Regions from separate parts of the Homo sapiens genome. Here all the other regions are linked to region 1. Evidence: chromatin loops called from intact Hi-C (ENCODE). Cell type or tissue: endothelial cell of umbilical vein. All regions are shown on one strand.

Region 1 (8,000 bases):
CAGAAAGGAACCCCTTGCCTTTGTTGAGGAGGCAGCTGTGTGTGGTATCATTCCTGGCTGCATGCCCATTGCCTAGCATTGTGTCTGATACATCCTGCAGGAATTAAGAATATGGAATAAGGAGCCAAACTTTGTAGATTCAAGTCCTACTTAGTAGCTGTGTGACTTTGGGTAAGTCATTTAACTTCTTCGTTCCTCAATTTCCTATTTGTGAAATGGGATGCTCTTAATACCTCTCTCATACTGTAATTGTAGAATTAAATGAGTTAATAAGGGTCAAATGCTTAAGACAGTGCTGGCAAACAGTAAGAGTTGCAAACATCATCACTTGTGGAATTGCTGGATAATGGGGACCTCACCATCACCCTGTGACATAAAGTGTAATAAACTCCTTTTTCCAGGTGGGGAAACTGAAGAAAGTACACCTGCCTGGTCATCCAGTTCTTAAGTGGCCTAAACAAGATTCCTACCTAGGCCTAACTAACACTAATAACAAAACATAGCATTTAATTAGTTTTTTTTCAAATGTTCTAGGCCTTTACAGATAGGCACATATTTACTTCTCACAACAATTATATGAGGTAAGTGTCAGTAACTCACATTTTACAGATGCAGAAACTGAGACTGAGGTTAAGTAATTTTCCCAAGGCCATATAGTCAGCAAATGTCAAGTGTGGGTTGTTTTGTTTGTTTTATATATTTTTTTCAACTTTTATTTTACTTTATTTTGAAACGGTGTCCAGCCCAGTGCCTAGGCTGGAGTGCAGTAGCAGGAACATGGCTCACTGCAGCCTCGACTTCCTAGGCTCAAGCAATCCTTCTGTCTCAGCCTCCTATGTAGCTGGGACCACAGGTGCACGCCACCATGCCTAGCTAATTTTTAAATTTTTTGTAGAGATGAGGTCTCACTTTGTTGCCCAGGTGGGTCTCAAACTCCTGGCCTCAAGCCATCCTCCCCCTTCTGTCTCCCAAAGTGCTGGAATTAAAAGAGTGAGCCACTGCACCCGTCCCAACTTTTATTTTATAATTGGGGGTACATGTGCAGGTTTGTTACAAAGGTATATTGCCTAATGCTGAGGTTTTTAGTATAATTGAGCTTGTCACTCAGATAGTGAGCATAGCACCCAAGAGGTAATTTTCCAGCCCTTGCTCTGCTCCCTCTCCCACTAACTCTAGTAGTCCTCAGTGTCTATCATGTCCACCTTTATGTCCATGTGTACCCATTGTTTAGCTCCTGCTTATAAGTGAGGATATGTGGTATTTGATTTTCTTTTCCTGATTAGTTCACTTAGGATAATGGCCTCCACCTGCATCCATGTTGCTGCAAAGGACACGATTTCATTCTTTTTATGACTGCATAGTGTTCCGTGGTGTGTATGAGCCATATTTTCTTTATCCAATCCACCATTGACAAGCACCTGGGTTGATTCCAAGTTTTTGCTATTGTGAATAGCACTTCGATGAACATAGGGATTCATGTGTCTTTCTGGAAGAACCACTTATTTTTCTTTCGGTACAGACCCAGTAATGGGATTGCTGAGTGGAAGGTAGTTCAACTCTGGGTACTTTTAGAAAACCCAGGCCAGAGAACCTGACTGTCCCCTACATGGAAGAAAAGGGCCAGGTCTCTGGAACCTGAAATTCAGCTAGCTGAGCTGCAGATCTGGCTGGCGTTCCTATGGCCAGAACTTGGACCTGAGGACTGTACGAGGACTGAGGATTGAGGCTGGGTCTCTGGGGCCGCCTGGGGCTCTGGGGCCGCCGGTGGGTTAGCGGGCCTGGAACACGGGTGTGGCCCGCAGCGCCAGTTTACAACGGCCGGCAGGACCGCAGGGAGGAGCAAAAGCAGGAAGTGCCGCGCGCGCTCGCACCGAGGGAACCCCGGCGGCGCCCCGCCTTTGCCGGCGTCTGGGCTCTGTGCCCGCCGCCCTCCCCGGCCGTTCGCCCGCGAGTCCCTTTCGCTTTTAACCCCAGCCGCGCTGATTGCCTGCGATTACTCAGAATCGCCCCCACTTGGCTGGCTGAGCGACAAAAATCAGCAGTAGCTGTCCGAGGAAAGCTCTTCGCAAACCGGCGCCCCCACCCAGCGGAAACACCCCAAGCCGGATCCCAGAAATCTCAGTCTTCTCCCAACCCCGGCTCTGCCTCTCTCTCTCAATGGGACTCGTCCGGGTCTCAGTTTGCCCATCTGTGCAGACGGTGTGAAGAATTTCTGCACAATCGAGAAAAAAAGGTGTGGAAACAGCCGAAAATAATTTTGATCCGAAATAACTTTGAGAGTTTTATAGTCTAATCGATTATTGTTTTAATAAGAATCTGTATTTTTTCATGCAAAAAGGAGTTTAACTGTCACCCAGGAAAATTCGCCTGTGGTTGGAGTTGCCCTGTGCGACACGCCCAGGGAAGCGCTGGAATGTCCCTTTCCGCTCCCATCTGTCTGTTAACCTGTAACCCGTTGTGCATGTATTTGATTCTTCCCGGTTAGAAGTTTTACAATCTCGGTGACGATAGGTGGGTTGGGGAGAGACTGGGTTTTGCAGCCAGATATTGGGTTACAATATCTTGCTGTACCATTTTTTTGCCTGTGGGACCTTGGTCAAGCCATTTCAACGTGCCGAGCCTCAGCCTCCCTTCTATAAAATGGGAAGAAGGAATCTCCTGCAGGGTTTCTGGGAAGATTCGGGCTGCTGTCTCTCTAGGGCCTACCATGTTCTGAGTGATCAGTGGAGAAGGGTGCTCATGGGTGGGGACTCCGACGGTCTGAGCCTGGATTTCTTCCACCTGCTCCTCCTTTTGGCCCCGTGGCTCCCCGGCCCTGCGAGAGGGCTGGGGCGTGGCGGGCTCCGAGCCTCCCGAGGCCTGCGTAGCGGCCGTAGCACCAGTTCCCGCCTCCCCCGCGGCCCGGCGCTGCGGGCGGGACCTGCGGCGACCTGTGGGCGGAAGTCTGTGGCTTTATTTACACAGAGGGCAGCCCGTGGAGGCTAGCCTTGTAAGGACGAATCGCTGGCGGGCCTGTGGGGGAGGCCAGGAAAGGCGGCCTTCGCCTGATAGGAATCTGTGAATAAATAAATACGTGAATGGAAGAATGCATTGAAATTCCCTCCTAGGATCACAGAAACGCATTCCAAAGGCAGCCTCAGAATCCGCCCACTCGCCCCCATCCCATTTGAGGATCAAATGATTCAAATGAGTTATTGCCAGGCCAGGCCTCCTGCCTCCCAGACCCCGCCGTCCTGGGGCTGCCTTTGGGGCGCGACTTCAGGGCTAGGAGTGAGATCTTGGGGCTAAACAAAGGGAAAGGGAACCCCGCTTTGCTCAGCACCTGCCATGTGCTAGGCACCTTTCCTATGTCACTTCATTGACTTTCATTCCCACGACGCTTTGGGGTAGGCACCGTCTTCCCACTTTCGTCTGGGAAAACTCTGGGTCAGATAGAAGTCACTCGCCCAAGAACAAAAGCGTGTGGGTGGAACAGCTTGGATTCAAATACAAGTCTGTCCTGAGCGCCTTTCACGCCACCGCGGGGCCCGGAGGAGGCGCAGGGGCCAGGAAGAGAAAGCGCGCTGGCGAGGACAGGGGAGCGGCGCGACTGCCCAGCTGCGTTTCCGGGTACCACCCCTTCCCGCGGTGTCCTTCGCTTGCCCGCTGGATCGCCAAAGCCTCTTCCAGCTCCACCCGTCAACTCATTCGCCGCCGCCCGGCCCGCTCACTCTCCTGATTTAGCAGCCAGAAGCCCCACGCCCGGTGACCACCGACCCAGAGCCCCTGGTCATGTCATAGCCAAAACCAATGTAGTCCTGGAGGACTTACAGGTGCACCCAGGGTGCGTATTTCTCCTGCCTCCACCTGAGTCCCGGCTCCGCATCCGGTCCTGGAGCAAAGGAAACTAACTGGTCTAGGCGCCTCTTTTCCCGGCAGGGCCCCACCCACGCCCACCCTGCCGAGGCCCCAAACAGGTTTCTTCACTTTCCCTGGCCCAGCTCCTGACCCGGGGCAGGAAGGAAGCCGGTTGCTCAATGTGCTGGAGGCTAGTTTTGGTTCTCAGGCCACCTATTGACCAGCCAATCAGTCAGGTGGGCCCAGCTCAAGCCACCCTGCAGGTACAGTGACTTGAGCACCTAGGACCACTCAACAAATCCTTAGGGGTCCTCACGCAACACAACACGTGGGCTCTATGTGCAGCCTGTGAGCGCCAGATCCCTTGGGAAAAATGAGCTGGATGAAGCCGGCCACCCCAGCCCTCTGGGTCCATCCTGCAGGCTTGCCCCAGGGCAACACACTGACCTCTTGCTGGGCCTCCATCACACATGCATCCACTGACCTTGGAAGACTTTCCAGAAGCCCCAGCTCGTTTGCTTTTAGATCTCTTGGCCAAGAGGACAGCATGGGCAGAAAATTCAGACAATGACAGGAGGAATTTATTCACAAACATTTACTGAGTGCCAGCCATTGTACTAGACCCTGGGGATACCAACGCAAACCAAACAGTCCCTTCCCCCACGTGTCCCCATCTAATGAGGAGTCAGGTAACAGGTCATTTTAAGAGGATGCCATGAGCCATTTCCCAGAGTGCATCTGGAAGAAGACCCTGAGTTGGTGGGGTGAGGAGTAGGGAGGCATCTGGAAAGACTCTCAGACTTCAAACACTGCCCCTTTCCTTCCTTCTTCCATCTTTCTACACTCATTTCTGGAGTACTGCATCAAGCTAAGAGCTCAGGGAGCAGGAGGTGGTTTTCAAAGGAGAACAAGTCATGGTGTCACAGTGTTGTGGTTAAAATGCCAGCGCTCCAGCTACAGCCACTTATTCTGTGCCTGTGGGTGATTCACATAATCTCTCTGACCCTTGGTTTTGCTATCTGTATAATAGGGATAATTGATAATATCTACTTCACAGAACAAGGCCCAGCCCAGGGTAGCCATTAATTAATGTAGTCTTATATTATTTTGTGGTGGTTCACACTTTTCTGTTTCTTACAACAACCCCATGTGGCTGACAGCACAGGTAACCTTATACCCATTTTACAGATGAGGAAGCCGACCCAGACAAATTAACGCAATGGTCCATGTCTGGTACATTTCAAGATCAGGATCCTGGGGAGGGGTGGCCTCCTGAAATAGGGGGATATTATGACCTTCACCTGCCCTCCCTGAAACCCCAGATGACTGGTTGAGGCTGAACTGTCTGGGGAACTTCCTCTGACCTAAATCCTGTCGGCTATACCCAAACACCAGCCAGAAGATACAAACAGCCACACCCTCACCGTTTTTGCCCCAACTTGTGCTTCATGCCAGGGGATTTCTCTTTCAGGAACTACATTTAAAAAGGGGGGAATTATATGATAATTGGACACCTACTATGTGGCAGACATTACACAAGGCATGCTTGTGTGGGTTATTTTATCTCATGTGAGCCATGTTATGTGGACAGGGAAAAGAGGAGGATGATGGAGGAGGAGGAAAGAATCGACTTGTTCCAACTGCTCTCCATAATAAAACTTCATTCAAGTGCATATAACCCTGAGTGTTCTTTCTAACATGCAAATGTGATCATACTCCAACTCTCTTGCTTAAAATTTCCCAGTAGCCTCCCTCTGTGTTCACAACAAAGTTGACACTGCACAGACATGCTCAGCTAGCCACATCGTCATATCCACTGTGCGCTCTGACCTCCTGGCCTTTGCACATGCAGTTTCTTCTTCCTGGAATGCCCTTTCCAGCTCCCCACTTCCTTTCTTACTTTTACTTGGTTAAATCCTATTCATCCTTCAGCCCTCAGCTTTAAATGTTGCTTCCTCTAGGAAGCCTCCTTGTCCACTCAGACAGGAATAGGCCCCTGCTACATACCATGCTCTATACATACTATTCTGTGTTGTATCTGTTTAATAGTGTCCCACTAGGTAATGAGCTCCTTAGGGTCAGGAACTATGTCCTCTTCCTGTGTCCTCAGCACTAAGCATATTATGACTCCTAATAGGCATTCAATAAATGTTTAATAGATGGATGAGAAGAGGTTGAGCATAAAAATTATCCCCATTTAACAGAAGAGAAAACCAATCCCAAAGAGGGGGGAAAATGCCTGTCTAAGCTGGTTAATGAATGAGTTACGCCTCTGTAAATCCGCTCAGCATTGTTTCACTATTTCATTTATAATGAAGATCATGCAAACTTGTAAGTTCTGATCTAAATTGTTCTTATCACTATCTTTCAACATTGCACAGAAATAGGACCTGGGTCCTAATAATGTAATAATTATAAATACTGATTATCAGGTCTATAGTTAGTCCTGGGTCCTGATTTTAGGTGTCCAAGACACATTATACCTCATGACATCTTTCAGATGCCACCACTGTGATGTCTCTTCAACAGATGAGAAAGCTGATTCAGAGAGATTAAGTGATTTACCCAAGGATCCACAGCCTTCAAACCCAAGTACTCTCCAACTCCTAAGCCCAGGTTCTTTCCACCTCCCCATCCAGCCTCCTGACATGGCTTGGAGCCAACTCTTTTGTGACCTCACATCCCATCTAGGCCTCAGTTACCCCTCTGACAGGATACAGATGAGACCCCACAATCTCTATGGGTCCTCTGGGCTTAGCCCAAATGTCATACAAACACTGGCATTTTTCCCTGGCCACTTTTCCCTTCCCCCCTTCAGTTCCAGCATCTGCATGGGCTCCACCTCTGGGGAAAAGACCTGGCAAGTGAAGCCATCGTTGTTCCCAGTAAGTGGCCACCTTGAGAACCAGGCAGGTAGGGGCAGATCCTCCCATCCACAGGTGTCTCAACAAACAAACTATTTAGCAATTACATACACCCTTTGCCAGAGCTCCCACAGTCTTTCTGGACTCCAAAGAACTGCTCCTAACTCTAGGGTTACTGCAAGAGCTTCCTTCAGGTGCTTGTATTGATTTATTCATTTAACAAATATTTGAGCACCTATTACATTCCTGACATTGTTCTTTTAACTAACGACATTCCCCTTGGAGCCCTGGAACTTCTTCAACTATCTGAGATGAGGAAGTTCTTCCAAACAGTCTTATACTAGACTAGAAGTTCCATGAGGGCAGGGGCTACGTCTGTTTTGTTTGTTATTCTATCCATTACCTAGCACTGTGGCTGACATGTGGTAGGTCCTCATTAAACATTTGTTAAATGACTGAACAGGTAACTATTAAATGATCCATTTATCTCCTAAAAGTTGCATCTAATCCTCTACTTTGAGAAAACAGTCATGGCATTATGGCATTTAGAATCAAAAGTGACCATTGAGGGAAAAAAAAAAAAAAGAAAGAAAGCTACCCTCATTCCCCCATTTTATAGAAAGGAAGCCCCGGAAAGAAGAGATACTGAGTTCAGGGCAGAGTCTGGAGTACACCTCAGGCCTCTTGACTTTGGCCTAAGCACCTTCTCTGAGTTCGGACATCACTCCAAAACCCTAAACATATTCTCATCTCATTCTCACAGCAGCCGTCTGGGGCAGGGGAAGAGGAAGGGAAGCATTCCCTTTGCCAAATGGCAGAAGGGAAAATTGAGACTCAGAGATGTGAAGTGGAGTGGCTTCCCAACCCCAGGTCACACAACCAAGCATCTCAGGATTTCTCCTCGTTAACAAATGCCCATTCCACCCATCTCCCTCCCCACTGCTCGCTGCTTTCACAAGCCTTAAAAGAGATGTGAAAGGACAAGCCCTAGAATTGCAAAGACCTTTCTCTTTGTTATTCATTCCACTTCTGGGAGGTTTGGTTAATCTATCCGCCCAGTGCAAAAAATGAGGTCCATCCAGACACTCATAATTGCTATATATTCTTGAAGGGGGCTGGTGGCCCAAACACTTATCTCCAAAGCCAAATGTTCTCCAGTGACACCAAGAACATCTTTTCCCTTCTATGATGGCACTAGGTGAGCAGGGACCAGGGGTCTTTGGGAGACTATTAGGCCTATCTCAAACCTCAGAGGGCCCTCTAGACTCCATACACACCAGGTCTCTCTGACTACAGGCT
Region 2 (8,000 bases), 58 kb after region 1:
TCAAACCACTTACTCATTGTACCCCTACGATATGCCAGATTTCCCAAACACTTTATCATTGGTTATCTCTAGTAACACCTCAAGAAAGGTGTATTATCTACATTTTACAGGGAAGGAAACTGGGCTCAGAAAGTTGGTATGATTTGTCGCAAGTCCTCCCAGCTAATAATAAGTCCTCCAGTTAACAAAGCTGGAATTGAAGCCCAGATCTGTCTGACTTGGAAGATAGAGCTTCTCCTACAACACTATGGTGGTAAAAGTAAAGGGAGCTTTGTGAAGATCACATTGCTACTGAGTGATGGATTTGAGATAAAAAAAAAAAAAAAGAATGCAAATGCTATCGAGAATTCCAAACTAGAGATTTCATCAGTTCCTGGGCCCCTGTCCTCCATACACAACCAGCATCACTTCCTGAATACCTGGACTAAAACCTTCTCAAACTTTACTATGCATACAAATCATCTGGGATATCTTTTGAAAATGTAGTTTCTGATTGAATAGTTTTTGGGTGGGGCCTGAGATTCTGCAGATTTGGAGATTCTTATGTGAGGCCAATAACCCTAATCCTGGGACAACATGGCTTCCTAAATTGAGATTCAGTTTTCAGCAGCCCCACCCCAAGATTGTCAAGCAGCAAAGTCTGTAAGGTGAGGGAGAGCAGTGTGGTTGTAGTGGGAGGGGACACAATGTTTGTTTAGTTATCATTTATCGAACATCTTCACTATGTGCTGGGCATAATGCTAAGGACTTTACAGGTATAACCACATTTAATCCCCACCAGAACCTTATGAGTAACTATTTGTGTCTACATTTTACAGATGTGGAAGCAGACTCGGAGTTTAGGCCAAATTCACACAGCTCTATCCAATTCCAAAGTTCATGTTCTCAACCACAATGACAACTTTCTCCTCAATGAGATTGTTCCCCTTATACCCACAGCAAGTCTGAATGGCACTTTTGAGGGGGAAGGAGTCTTTGTGCAGACATTGCTAAGCTGATGTGGACAGCACAAACCCAACACCGAAGAATATCTTAGACCAGATGTTGATCAACTTGCTAGAGGAATGTGCCAAAGATTCATTCACACCCAGACAGAAATAAGCGTAAACAGCTTGAGTGAAAACTCAGAAATAACTTGCATACTCAACAATTAAATAATGATTAAATAAAACATAGTATGTTAAGCAATGGGCATAATCAATAGGCAATGGATATACAGATTTCAGGTAGGGTGTTTGCTAGTACAGTATGATCTGATTTTTGTTAGAGAAAAGTTGTGTGTGTTTGCATATAGGAAAAAGATTGAAATTAAGTACTCCAAAAATATCTCAGTAACATTTGGATAAGATTATTACTGTTCATGTTTTTCTTGTATTTTCTTTGTATACTTATCTGTTATTTCTCTTTTTTCCATAGCAGGTTGTATCATTTGTATAATAGCTGAAAGAAATAAAGACATAAAAATGCAACAGAAGCCAGAAAAAAAGCTTTAAAATGGCAGATATTAGCTCAAATTATAAAGCTATAAATATTGTAACAACTGAAATTGGGAAATAGACAATTCAGTGGAAGAGAATAGAAAGTCAAAGACCCATAAGATGTGGATATATAAATAACTTACTTTTTCTCTTGGAGTGGGAAGGCTTTCCTAAAAAATAATACAGAACTATTATGCAGAGGCCCCCAAAAATACTATATATTCAGATGATAGACCATTGACCAACAGGTAAATATTTCTAACCTATAAGACAAATAAATAGGACTAATTTTCTTAATATATAATGTGTTCTTATAACTCAGTAGAAAAATTGGCAAAGAATATGAACATCTGTTCTTGAAGAAAGGAGAAAAAGAGCAAGAGAATGGATCTCAGCCATAGAAGCATTTAGGAGGGAGCAGTGTTTACCTGGCGTCCACCTTTGTTGATAGTGTTTTTGTGTAATTATCAAGGTAGAAATTCAAACCATAGTAGAACAGAAACAATCCCATTCGTCACATCTGACCACGAAGGGATTCATCAGTTGCTTAGTGGGAGAAGAATAGGAAATTCATACCAGAATCCTATTTCACAGTTTATAATTGGTTATATAAAATTAGGCCTAAGCTAACTGCATAACAAAACATACCAGGAGGGGAAATGAAATGGCATCAAGAATGAAAAGGATGCTGACAAAGGGACTTCAATTCCATCTCGTCCTCTAGCTGTGTATCCTTGAATGGCCTTGCTAAACCTTCCTTCTTCATCTATAAAATGGACATCAGAAATCCTATTTATGGTGTTTTTCTGTGAAAAAAAATAAGATGGCATATGTTAAGCAGTTAGTGCTCAACAAATAGTAACTGTATTACATCCCCAGAATTATTATTATTATACTATACACATATATATAGGGCAGGAACAGGGTCAACACTATGAGCCTCCTCCACAGGACTGAGCAGAGAGCAGATCCTCACTGACTACTGCATTGGGACAGACACCACAGCCTTGCTGCGACACAGGTGGAGCATGGTTTTGCAGTCTTGCCAAGTTCAGGACCCTGTACCAGCACTGACTCCCACTTAGGGAACCTCTCAGGATCTTTGTTTCTTCATTTGGGGACAATTTTGGTGATGCAAGCTATAAGGGTTAAATTAAATTAAATCATATTTGGGAAAACACTCTTTGAACTATAAAGCTGTCAGCTTCAGCCCTGCCTTCCCCAGTTTGCAGAACCCACTTATTGAGGCATAGTTCATATCAAAGTTACCTCTTTCATCACCTCAGCCCATCCATCTAGGGGCTTCAAAAATGTTCTCAGACCTGGAATCTTAACTGGGGCCAAACAGTACACAGCCTAGTGCATAATACCAAGATCAAACTGACTGGGACAACTATGGGAAACTCTAGGACATCCCCTAAACTGTCAGCATATCCCACACACATGTTTTCCTTGCCTTCACTGCCAACCAGACCAGGAGCCAATATCCCAGGACCAATCATAGCACCATTTATGGAATGTGTTCTGTGTTCTGAGCCTTATGCTGAGTATTGTACTTGCAATGTTTCAATTAATCCTCACACTAGATCTAAGATAAGTAATCTTATCTCCTTTTTACAGATAGGAAAACTGAGGCTTAAGGAAGGTTAGGACAAAAGTTAAGGAACTAATGGTTCATAAATGATGGGCCAGAGTTTCTATTCCAAGTTTATTTGACTATGATCTTGGGTATTATGATGCCTCTGTAAGAATTATTTTGCAGATGAGTCCCATGAAGGAAACTGACCTACCTGCAATCACATAGCTAGTAAGCACCAAAACTGGGATTATAATCTATGTCTCTTCAAGTCCAAAGACATGCTCTCCCTGTGATACTGTGCTACCTTCCCCAATCCCGTAAGACTAGTTTCTGCCCAAGCGTCCCTTCCCTGAGCTCAGAGCCTGCTGTTGTCCCTAGCCTATTGTTGAATGGCCTGGATCCATGCCTAGCTCTTCTTAGTTTCTTTCCCTGGAATCTGGGTTCCAGATTTTGTCCTTGCTGATGGGACACCTGCTGAGGAAGGACAGATCTTCCCAAAAGATGACAGATCCCTACTTGGTTCCAGAGAATGCAAACAAGAGTTCTCACTTCAGACACATCTACCTTTGAGAATGAGCACCAGACTAACCCATTCCCTTGTTTTCTGTGTTGGATCTGTTAAGCTGCCATGCTCCAAAATGCTGAGTGGGGTCAAGAGGTTGTTCTCCAGCCTGCCTTCTTGCAATTTCATCCTCTTGCTAATTCAGGCATGTTAGAGACCCATAATTCTCATACTCAGGCCTGACCGATAACAAATATCAGCCGTTATTTTTTTTTATGCTTCTTCATTTCCAATTGTAAAAGTTGTATGCTCATTGTTTTATTTCCCATTGCTACGACAAACCCTTCCTCTCTATAGCAGTGCTACAGGAGCATAAAGGGAGCAGAGTTGCAGATGGCATATTGTAACTGGCCTTAAGTACAAATTAAAAATCCACCTACATGGTCAAGGGATGCTACAACCAGATCAATTTGCAGATAAAGGTGCTCATTCAAGCTGAAGGATTTAACAGAAAAAAAGCAGACTAAGAAACAGAATATTTAAACACTTCAAGTCATTTGCTTGGAAAGACTTTCTGCATCTTGTTGGAGGAGCGAGTCATCTTCCTGTGTGAAGTGTTCAAAGCTCACTTCCGGTGAGTAATGAGAGGGGCATTCAGGTCTGGATGCAGCCACTGTGCACGTGGTGAAGTCCACGGCACTACGGCTTCCTCTTCAGAAAGCAGAGGTGCTGCCTCTTAGGCTCCATAATTCTGGGCTCTTCTCCAGGCCACAAAACAACCAAAGTTTCTAAGGGCATATGCTGATGGCATCTGCCAGCTCTCTATCCAGTGCAACTATGGCTGTCTGTGACTCACAGTAAGCTCCACCGGAAGCCTTTTCCATGTGTTTCTGTGCAGGCTCTGTTGGCTGAAATTCGTGCCAGTCCCGAGAAAGGTCTGTGGTTCTGGCAGGCAGCAATCATGTGTTGGAGAGCTGCAAGGACCCAGTCTTAGTTCAGGCTGTAGCTGCAGAAAGGGTAAAAACACAAGCCAGCACACACTGATGTGTATAGTGAATGGGCCTGGACTACCTCAGTAGGCTGGAAAATACATAACAGTAGGTCTGGGGGAGAATGTACATCACATACACAGAAGGCTACTCATTGTCTAAGCCAACAATGGAATTTCAAAAAAGATAGAGAAGACCCCATTTCTCTGAAGCAACAAATCGTGCAGGACAGTAAGAGACTTGTGTTAGAAACTCCCATCCTACCTCTTATCTGGGTTAACCATAAGCCTTCAAATGACCCCACAGAAGCAGCCTGCAAGGGAGATGGTGGAGATGTTATCACTTCTACTTTTCACACGAGGAAACTGAGCTTCCGGGAGGTTAAGTTGCCATAGATCACACTGATAGTCAGCGGCCCCAGAGGATTTGAACCCACATCTGTCAGACTCAAAAGCCACCCTCCTACCTGCTTCAAAATTCATCTTGTTCCGATAAATTGTTATTCAAAGTCACCTGTGTTCAATGCTGGAGCCAAACACCCTTTTGGGGTACTGAATAAAAGAAAGAAAAGGAGAGAGGAAAGGAGTCCTAGCTTTGCTGCTTTTAAACAATGTGGCCTTAAGCAAGTCACTAATAACCTCTCCAGCCTGAATGTTTAATTCTGGGATCACTTTGACAAGTTTATCAGGGGAGATTCTCTTGTGCTATTTCCTTTATTGACCCTGAAAAAGTATAGTTTTCTCACTCAGTCATTATTCATTGATTCCTTCACTCTGTAAACATCTACAGACTACTCAGCGGCAGGCACTAAGGCAGAAGGATAAATAAGACATGGTCCCTGCCATCAAAGTAGTCATGGTCTGATGGGAAGAAAGGCCTACAAAAACAGTCACGTGGCAGTGCACAGGACACAGTGCTCACCCTCCATAAGCACAGACCTTTCTGCTGGTGCAGACCCGGAGCCAGCTTCTCAGCATGCACAGCAGAATGTGCACTACAGCAGCACCCTGCCCTAGGACCATGGGAGCACAGGAGAAGGGGCAATTAACACTCAGTTTTTCATCTTTGAACCACAGTCACTCTCTGAAATTACATCTTAGGGCCTTAGGGCTATTTTCACTGCATGGCACTGTTGGGTGACTCATCATAAATTTAGAGCTGGAGAAGAATGCTGAGATTATTATAATGCAATCCCTCATGTTATAGGTGGGAAAACAGGCCTAAAGAGGTAAGGTCACAGGTAGGAAGAAGTAGAAACTGCTTCTGCACCCAGATCTCTTGACTTCCATGTCTTGCTAATTTTCAGCAGTTATGAGATACCCAAATCTTTTTCCTGTTTTGATTCTCCCTACCTCCTTTCATACTATACAGTTTCATTCAACTAGGTGTAATAATGGAAGACAAGGACTCTGAATAAATATGAAACTTCTCCGTGGGACACTTGAAATTAAAAAAACATCATTTTTTTGGACTCATTTGCAGAAATCTCCAGTGAATGGACCTTGACCTAGCTGAGGTACTTAAGTCCTAGCTAACGTTAAAATCTGCTGCAGATGAATCTCTTTTGTAAAATGTAGTATATGGAAAAAGTCTCGATCTTGGATTTAGGAGGCCTGGATTCAAATATCAGCTTTGCCAATAGGTTGCCTTCAGTTCTTAGGCAAGTTCTTCCCTTCTGAGGACCTCAGTCAGTCCCCTCAACATCAAAGGAGAAGACCAAATCCAATAGAAGCTCCATGAAAACAGGGACTTTGTCCACTGCTCTCTCCCCAGTGCCTTGAGCCACACATAGCACACAGTAGGAACTCAACACATGAAAATGTCTCCAAAGACACTAACGTTCAGAAAATAGGAGTCCATGAAATCATTTCCAAAACTTAGAGTTCATGTCTGTTCGTGTTTTTCCCCTCCCTTTTGTTCAAGGGATGAATGCCTCCCCACCTCCCCCGTCTCTTAGCAACAGCGTGGAAGAGTTGACTGTTCTGAAGCAGTTCTCAAATTGTGTGACCTGGCAGCTGTGCATTACTCTGTGTACTCTAATATTATCGTTTCGGCATCACTCCCCCTCTGCTGTCACTTCTCGGGCCCTTTGCTCAGAACCACCCGCTCAGCTCCTCTGCTCACTTGTTGCTGAAAACACACCCTGATTCCACCTACCTTCACCAAGCTCGCCTGTGCTACTATGCAAGACAATAGAAGACTGGACACCTTCAAGCACAGTAATGTATTTTAACAGGAGTACAAGTGTGTAGTGAGGAGGGGTAGATGTTTTGCAATACTTGGCAAACACCAAATTTGAAACCTGTAAACATTTCCCAAGGTCTTCCATGGGTCACTTTATTGTGCAGTGGATTAAGCAAAAATTTTTTAAAACAAAGAACAGTTACTACCATTTATTGAGCCCTTGCTATGTGTAAGGTAGTTTCACACACTCTTCCCTGCTTAATCTTCTCAACAACACTGTGAGCACCCACTTTTACAGAGAAGGGAATTGAGGCTTAGAAACATTGATTAGCTTCTTCAGGTCACAAAACCAGTAACAGCTGCCAATACTGGATCTGGCTCTTCTATCTGATTGCAACATCCCATGTTTTAAAATTTAGATGAATCTAGGCCACGTGTGATGACTCATGCCAGTAATCCCAGCACTTTGGGAGGCCAAGGTGGGTGGATCACATGAGGTCAGGAGTTCGAGACCAGCCTGGCCAACATGGTGAAACCCCATCTCTACTAAAAATACAAAGAAATTAGCCAAGCGTTGGTGCACGCCTGTAATCCCAGCTACTAGGAAGGCTGAGGCATGAGAATCACTTGAACTTTGGAGGCAGAGGTTGCAGTGAGCCAAGATTGTGCACTGCAGTCCAGTCTGGGTAGCAGAGTGAGACTCTGCCTCAAAATAAAAATAAAAATTAGAAGAATCTGGAAAGTTAAAAGTCCGCTAAGAACAACCTAGTGAAAAGGAAACAGAATGGCAGCTACAGACCATCCAGTTCTTTTTCTCCACCCACTTTATTTCCTCTCCTAAAACTGAAAGAACTTGTTTTCTGTGACTCCAGTATATAGAGCTGACACTAACATTTGGGAGTTATGAGGAGATACTTAGCAATTATTAGGTTGAAGAGAGTTCTGTCAGAACGGACCTTTCAGCTCATTCAATTTAGCCCTGATTTTTTTTTTTTTTTTTTTTTTTTGAGACGGAGTCTCACTCTGTTGCCCAGGCCGGAGTGCAGTGGCACAATCTCATCTCACTGCAATCTCTGTCTCCTGGGTCAGGCGATTCTTCTGCCCCAGCCTCCCAAGTAGCTGGGATTACAGGCACATGCCACTATGCCCGGCTAATTTTTGTATTCTTAGTAGAGACGGGGTTCCACCATGTTGGCCAGGTTGGTCTCCAACTCCTGACCACGTGATCCACCCACCTTGGCCTCCCAAAGTGCTGGGATTACAGGCAT
Region 3 (8,000 bases), 210 kb before region 1:
AAGATCATATGTGTAGAGGAGATCAGTTATCTGACTAACTCTGTGCTTGGTTTTGGCCATGAGGCTGCACAGAATCAAACGGATCATTCATTGATAAACATCATGAGGGTTCTTATAATTTTTTCTGAACATCCTGATTTATGTCTCATAATTTGATTTTAACATTTTAAAATCTTATAAAAACATAAAATTATGGCTTTTTTTTTTTTTTTTTACCATCACCAGTGATGCCTCCAGGCCCCTTCTTTTATTAAAGCCTAAAATGAGCCTTTTTATGTTTTTCACAAAAACACAACAAAACAAGATTCTACTATTCCAGTTCTGTTCTTGTTGAATTTAAGACACAATCTCTGACCTCAAAGTGGCCACAGAGAAAGGGCAGAAAACGATTTTCTGCACTGCACTTTTACCAATGGAAACTGGAGAAACAATACATACTCATGTGAACTCAGGTGTGTTGTAGCAGCTTTGTCAGGTCTGGTATGTTATAGAAATGTCTGTTAATCATATAAGTATAAATAGCATGATAGGCCCACAAAGCAAAGCCAAAATTGTCCATAACTGGTCTTCTGCTAGTTTCCAGACATGATTTCCATACAAGGATCCTCTGCTCCAGCCCAGTTGGAGTTTTCCCAGTGGTGAACACCTCTTCTACATCACCACCTCTGCCCACCTCTGCCTCCTTCATCCCCCTTCTCATCTACCCTGACCCAACCCTCTCCCTCCTTATATGTATTCACTCATTCAATCACGTATTCATTTGTTCTTTTAATTGATATCTACATCTATCCACATCCAATATCCACATCCAACTGGCAAGCAAGTGGTATCTGTTTCCTATTAACCGGAGTAGAAGTCTAAGCGCTTGTGCCCACTGCATGTTGGTATTGAAATTGCCACGAAAAACACAACACAGTCAAGCACTGGATGGAACAGAACTTTACTCACACAGAGAAGAGACAGAGCAAGATCTGCTTCACTAGTGGGTGTCAGTATCCCATGGACAGCAGGTCCATCCCAGTAGCTGACACAGGCCATTGAATGACCCCTCTTATGCTGCAGCAGAAGGGCCCATCCCCTGCCTGCAAAGGACAGATACAGTAGCGAAGTTTCTAAGTGCCATATGATGCATGCCCTTAAGCAAAGCAAAAGAGTACAAACAGAAAAAGATATTCCCACAAAAGGTGATAAGTCCAGCACAGGCTGAGGATTCTTTATTTCTTGGTAAGGAAGTCTTCCAGGCCCAATGCGCATTCTTAGGTGGCCAAGCAGGGGTGGAAAGACGGCATGCAAGAGACTGCCTTTCCCAACATACATCCCCACCTTTATCCACATTTGTACCTGCATCCATATCTACCCATATCCATATCCATTTCCATATCCATGTCTATGTCATCTCCCAGGTTGCTATCACTTGTTTTCAGTTATGTTCATCTGCCTGGTCTTGATTCATTTATTTTGATGGTGTCTTTTTTTCTCCTATATTACACCATGAGTTTCTTAGAGATAGTAGCATGATTTACTGATTTCTGCATCTTACACCAGCACACAGTAGATCCTTAAGGATTTGAAGATATTGGGGAAAGCAGCACCTTTGTCAGGCATTGTTCTGGCCAGTTAGGCCGCATCACCTTATTTTAACCCTGGTTACTCTATGACCTTGTCTCACTTCTGACCTTTGCACTGGCCGTCCCCAGGTCTGCCTACGGTTGGCTTTTTCTTTTCATTCTTATTTAAATTCAAAAGTCATTTTCTCTGAGAGTCCCACCCTGACCACCTGATCCAGGGATCCCAACCTGATTCCCCCACAAAGTCATTCTATATCCCAGGGTCCTCTTTCATTCTCCCCATAACACCTATCAATTCCTGAAGTTAGCTTTTTAATGAATTTATTGATTTGTCTATTGTCTGTCTTTTCCAGCCCCTTTCCCAATTAAAATATAAGCCCCATGGTGGCAGGGGTTAGCTTGTCTTTTTTGAGGCTGTGTCTGCAGCTTAGAGTAACGTCTGACACACAGTAGGTGCTCACTTATCATTCAGTGAAAGAGTAACCTCAAGCGGAGGCTATTACTATACCATTTTTTTTTTCGAGATTGGGTATCGCTCTGTCACCCACGCTGGAGTGGAGTAGCATGACCTTGTCTCACTGCAGCCTCCACCTCCCGAGCTTAAGCAATCCTCTCACCTCTGCCTCCCAGTTAGCTGTGTCCACGGGCACACCCAGCTATTTTTTTTTTTTTTGTATTTTTGGTAGAGATGGGGTTTTACCATGTTGCCCAGGCTGGTCTCAAACTCCTGAGTTCAAGCAATCCAACTGCTTCGGCCTCCCAAAGTGCTGGGATTACAGGCGTGAGCCACCTTGCCTGGCCTATAGCAGTTTTGGAGATGAGGAAGCTGAGGTTCATGACAAGGCCCATGTCGACAGATCTGAGATCCAAAGCCCTTTTCAAAGCCCAAGTCTCTTACAGGACGAGAGACTGCCACTTACCAAGCACAGTGGATACGTTGATAGAAATATGATGCTTCTACTTTAATCAGACTTTCTGATGTTTCTCTTTTTCCCTTGTCTGTTTTGAAACTGTAGACAAACAGGCATGTGAGTCTCTAATTCCAGAAAGTTTTATTTACTAGCATAATAATAAAAATAATAGCTTCAAAGTATGCTAAGAACTTTGTATACACTATTTCACTTAATCCCCACAACAAGCCTATTAGAAGGATAATTTAATCTCCTTTATACACATAGAAAAATAAAATTCAGGAAGATAAAATACCCTACCTAAGGTCAGTGGTATCAAAACAAGAATCAGAAGATACAAGCAGTAGCTGAATGTAGTGGCTCATGCCTATAATCCTAGCACTTTGGAAGGCTGAGATAGGAGGACTGCTTGAGACCAGAAGTTTGGGACCAGACTGGGCAACATAGTGAAACCCTGTTTCTACAGAAATTAAAAAAAAAAATTATCCAGAGGCATTGATGTGCACCTGTAGTCTTAGCTATTTGGGAGGCTGAGGCAGGAGGATGGCTTGAGCCCAGGAGTTCAGGGCTGCAGTGAGCTATGATTGCACCACTGCACTCCAGCCTGGGTGACAGAGTGAGACCCTGTCTCTAAAGAGAGAGAGAGAAAAAAAAATACAAATGGCTTAATTTGAGAAGTGAGTGATAAAAGACTAAGGAAACCAAGACTCAAACTCACATCTCTTTGCCTAACCACAGTGCTAGAGTAAACACTCCCTAAAGGCAGGCTCTGAACTGGGTACCAAGGATACGAAGACTCATTCCCTGACCTCAGCAAGCTCATGGTCTAGAAAAGGAGGACCCAATTTGGACAGGAAACAAACCAGGCACAAAACAAGGGGAAGAGGAGAATGGAGAAGGAGGCCTATGGGGACATGCTGGGCTCCTGCAACCTTAATGGTGGTAAATATAAAAGGGACTGACCTTCTAGTTTTTCAGTGTAACACCAGAGCTGTAGAGGGAGAAGGGCCACTAGGAGATTCCATTTCAGTGATGTAGCCAGCAGGAAAGCCCCCATAAGTGAGAGCCTGGAGAAGTATCTCCTACCCTGGACTGTGGCAGGAGGGAAAAAGAGCAGTCACTGTAGGGTGAATAGAGTGGTCCTTAGATTTAGTGTTTTACTTCCCCTCCCAGCCTTGAGCCAGCTGCTGTGACTCATGGCTCTTTGGCTGCAGGAAACCCGTTACAACCTAACTTTCTGCCTAGGTCAATTGGTTTTGGTTTCATTTTCTAGTCTGGAGTATGATCATGTTGTCTATTAAACTCAGAAATTTTCTTGACATTTTCAGTTTCATGCAGAATGAAAAAGAAGTGGTCTTGTGACAATGTGATCACCTTGCTGAATGTTCTAGAGCTAACCAGTGGGACAAGGGACAAGGGCTTCCTTATCAGGATGGAGTCTCGGTCTGTGAAGCCAGCAGTCCCAGTATTTGAAAAAAAAGTTGTCTCAGTCAGTGTTCTAGCAAAAAATGGATGGTACACTCAAACTGTGTAACTTGGAGGGAATTTAAGGAAAAGATCATTTACTTAGATGCAAAGGAAACTCTGGGGCTTATAACAGCAGGCAGTCATTACCTTCCCTATCTCTTAAAAGGCAAGAAGAGGGAGCAGTTCCTGGAACAAAAAGACGGGAGTTGTAGGGAGAGGGCTCCCCAAAAAGAGGCTGCCTTCATGAGAAGAAAGCAGCCAAGCCCTAGCAAAATCCTAAAAGGAGGGAGCAGGGAGAATAAATCCCCCATCCTCACTCTCCTGCCACTCCCTGCATCTCTTGCTGGTAACTTGCAAAGGCTGGGCACAATTGGGAGCTAGAAGGCAAGGGAGATCATTGATGGGGCCCATGCAGGTCGGCCTCCTAGGGTGCAGAGGTGGGTACAGAAGGGTAGGGAGATCTGGAGAGCCATGGAAACTCATGTAACATGTAACAATAGTTATGGCTGGTTGACAATAACTATACAAAGAGTGTCGATTGTGGTAGACAACTGCCATTGACTACTCAGGATACATCTGGCCCTTTCAAAGCACTTTTATGAACTAGCTCTTTTGATTCTCACAACAAGCCCTTAAGGTGGGCACTGTCCTGGACCCATTTTCCAGACAGGGAAACCAGGGATGAAAGAGGTTAAGCATTCGCTGGGAAATGAAGGAGTATGAACTCAAACCCAGATGGCTGTGGTTACAGATCCAGTGCTTGTTGTCCACTGGATGGGCCCATCTTACCCAAAATGATAACCGAGGAGCTAGGTCCTCAATCATTGCTGAAGGGTAGGGACATGAGTATGGCCTGGGGAACAAGAGGAAATAGTTCCATAAGCATTGTTTAGCATAAATGAGATCAAACAAACATGCTTCATTTAAAAGATGTTAAAATATCACCCAAGTGGGTGGGGGTGGGGAGACAGAACCAGAGAGAACGAGCGAGAGCGAGCATGCACCAACTGCACGTAGGATACGAGCCAAATGTCTAATTATAGCTGATAAGGCTCCTCCTGATCTGTGCCCTGCCTACTCATCTTTCCCTGTTCCCCGTGGGGCACTGTGTCCCAGCCAAAGGAAACTCTACTTAGTTCTCAAAATAGCCCTAGGTCTTCTGCCTGGGACAGTTCACCCCACCTTGTATTCGCCCACCTCAAATCCTATTTATCTATTGGGTCCTAGTTTTGGCCTTTCTCTTGCCTTTCTTCCTCTCTCCCTCCTTCCTTCCCCTAGCAAACACTTATCGGCATCGGGTGTGTGCAGATATAGTGGTCAGTGTTGCAGACCTGGGTCAATACTGGTCCCTGCCTTTATGGAGTTTCCACGAGGAAATCTTCCCTCCACGCCCAAGTGTAGGCTGGGGAGTCCTCCTTTGTGTTTTTGCGGCCTCTCTTACTCTGTTGTCTATCACCTGGTTTCGTGCCTGTCTCCTCTCTCAGACCATAGACTCATGAGGTTGGGACTCTGTCTGATTCTGTGGGTGTTCATTTCCTATCACTCCTGTAACAAATTACCACAACTTCACAGCCTAAAACAACACAAATTAATAATCTTACAGCTCCAGAGGTAAGAAGCTGGACACAGGTCTCACTGGGCTAAAATCAAGGCAGTGGGAGGCTTTACTGCTTTCTGGAGACTCTAGGGAAGAATCCATTTTCCAGCCTTTTCAACTAGAGGCTGCCTGCATTCCTTGGTTGATGGCCCCTTCCTTCATCTTCAAAGTCAGCCAAGGCTGGTGGGGTCTTTCTCACATCACATTTGGACATTGATTCTTCTGGATGCTGATTCTTTTGCCTCCTTCCTCCACCTTTTAAGGACTCTTGTGATTACATAGGCCCACTCAGATAAAGTCAGCTGATTAGCATCCTTAATTCCATCTGCATCCTTTATTGCCTTTTGCCACATTCCAGGGATTGGGACATGCTAGTAGGTGAGGGCAAAAATGGAATGTCTGAATATGCAGGATATGCATGTGTGTGGAACACATAGAATCTCTATATATGTCAAAGGCATGTGTCCAAGTAACACATGTAAGTATGTTGCATGTCCGCAAGAGCGCATGTGGACGTGTGTGGTTTAGGAGGTATACACTGCCTGATCGCATTAGTTGTGGTCATATGCATGTATGTGTGTTGTGAGGCGGGAGGACCACTTGAAGGAGGAAATATAAACATGCATAGGCTACCAAGTACTATTTTTCTGAGAGTTGTGAAATATTTGTGGTTTTTTCCCCATTATGGACACTTGCACTGCAGAGACCTGGATTTCTACGCTCATATTCACATGTACTGGTGACCACCCTCAGAGTGAAGGCAGCGTCCTCTCTGGGCCAGTAGCTCTTCTAGAAGGGCCTATATGAGTCAGCCTGCAACTCAGACATATTCAGTGCTGCAGGCAATGAAATCAATCAGAGCCTAGTTTCCCATTGTCCTGTGAAGGTAAAAGCCCCTGGCATGGAATCCTATTTAAATCCCCAGCTCATCCGTTAGCTAATTTCACAAATCCAAGAGCAGCAGAGCCTTAAGGATCATCTAACCTGCACCCTTCATTTAACAGATGGATAGGGCTTAAAGAGTGGGAACTTGTGCAGGTTGATGCGACCAACCAGAGCAGAATAGGAGGAGGGACCCCTATTACAGTTAAGATCTTTATGAGCTGACTATTGCTTGAGGTCAGGAATGTTGCATTACATGCTCCTAAAACATTAGGCTTCTGTAGAGCCCCCTGCTCCCCAGGTCCTCATGTCTCTAAGAGATAAAACCCAGAGATGGTGTTTCTAGACACAGCCTCTTCATTCCGGAGAGAAGCTTCTACTCACAATCTCGGTCAGATTTCTCACACAGGGAGCTTGGCTGGACATTCTAAAAACCTCAAGGAATTTTTTCAACCCATCTCTTAAAGCTTAGGCCCAAGCTAGAGCAAAACTGTAGCTTCTTGCTCAGTGTTCTTTGGTTCTGTGCTGGTCCCCTCAGCATTCCCAAGCATACATTCCTCACCCATATATATATAAACCGATGTGTTTATGCAACAATATTTCGGGTTCCTACTGAATATGGCCTCTAATGCTAGGTGTCAGGCACACTGTGGTGAACAAACTGACCTGGATCCTAGCCCTCAAAGGGGTGTATAATCATAGAACTTCCAGGTTACATCCAACTCCAGTCAGCCCCAAAGCTGTTTCACTTTTATTTATTTATTTATTCTTTTTATTTTTTATTTTTTGAGATAGAGTCTCGCTCTATTGCCCAGGCTGGAGTGCAGTGGTGCGATCTTGGCTCACTGCAACCTCCTCCTGCCAGGTTCAAGTGATTCTCCTGCCTCAGCCTCCTGAGTAGCTGGGATTACAGGCATAAGTCACCACACCTGGCCCTGCTGTTTCACTTTTAAACACAAGAGGGGAGAGAGAGAGAGAGAGAGAGAGAGGGAGAGAGAGAGAGAGGTGGACACCTGCATAGGAGTGAGAGTGAAGTGGGCAAAGAGAAAAGAGATCATGACAGCAAGAAAAAGACATCAGAGGCACACAAAGACCCAGAGGGAGACAGTGTGGTGGAAGGCTTGGCTGTAGTTGTGTGCACGCTGCTGTGACATCAGTGAAGCACAGCGGGTGTTCTGTAAATGGTCATGCCCTTCCCTAATAAGGCTGAGAGCAGAAACCATTCATTTATTCTCATGCTCTCAATGGATATTTATTGAGCATCCACAGTGTGCTAGACACTGCACCTGGCACATGTCGCATCCCTAACTTTGACCCAGGGGTCTACAGAGCAGGTCCTCACACCCCACCCCTGTACTGCAAACAGAGCAAGGGTGCTAATCCCTATCATACAGACAGGGGTTGGGCAGACCCCTGAAGTCACCTCCCACACAGAGTTAAGAGTTCTTGTACGACAAGGATGCTGGCTTCAATGCCTGGCATAGAGTAGGCTCTCTGAAGAGTGAGTTTGCATGAGTGAATCAAGCACTGGAATTTAGGCCTCTCAGACCTGAGAATCCTTACTGTCTCATTCAA

What was found. Hi-C counts contacts between places; a loop is a spot of excess contacts. Peaks named below come from ENCODE experiments on the same cell type or tissue, not always from the same donor. Only the 100,000 strongest peaks of a DNase experiment are listed, where the experiment ranks them.
Region 2: it touches region 1 in a loop (5-fold over the local background); 2 of 110 quality-filtered maps call a loop at or near these places.
Region 3: it touches region 1 in a loop (4-fold over the local background); 6 of 110 quality-filtered maps call a loop at or near these places.

Annotation. Positions count from the first base shown.
Region 1 is chr1:58,810,323-58,818,322 of GRCh38, reverse strand. The region is part of intron 1 of JUN-DT (JUN divergent transcript); the gene reads right to left. It overlaps LOC101926907 (a long non-coding RNA gene), which reads right to left and starts at 3,883. Exons shown (of 2, transcript XR_246327.5): 1 at 3,811-3,883; 2 at 2,281-3,055. RefSeq lists silencers at 1,800-1,949, 2,762-2,961 and enhancers at 2,403-3,398, 3,399-4,395. In endothelial cell of umbilical vein, no CTCF peak of the experiment used is centred here; DNase peaks (open chromatin) are centred at 52, 1,862 and 3,042; H3K4me3 peaks cover 1,113 bases; H3K27ac peaks cover 4,549 bases.
Region 2 is chr1:58,751,927-58,759,926 of GRCh38, reverse strand. It overlaps LOC112268263 (a long non-coding RNA gene), which reads right to left. Exons shown (of 9, transcript XR_007066129.1): 7 at 2,127-2,284; 8 at 1,622-1,648; 9 at 1-1,440. Among named protein-coding and RNA genes, the nearest start is that of JUN, 28 kb to the left of the region's middle. RefSeq lists an enhancer at 3,726-4,925. In endothelial cell of umbilical vein, no CTCF peak of the experiment used is centred here; a DNase peak (open chromatin) is centred at 4,286; H3K27ac peaks cover 3,451 bases.
Region 3 is chr1:59,016,066-59,024,065 of GRCh38, reverse strand. LINC01358 (long intergenic non-protein coding RNA 1358) reads right to left here and starts at 3,590. Exons shown (of 3, transcript NR_110626.2): 1 at 3,443-3,590; 2 at 2,489-2,578. RefSeq lists enhancers at 3,719-3,828, 3,859-3,908. In endothelial cell of umbilical vein, no CTCF peak of the experiment used is centred here; a DNase peak (open chromatin) is centred at 3,695; H3K27ac peaks cover 1,146 bases.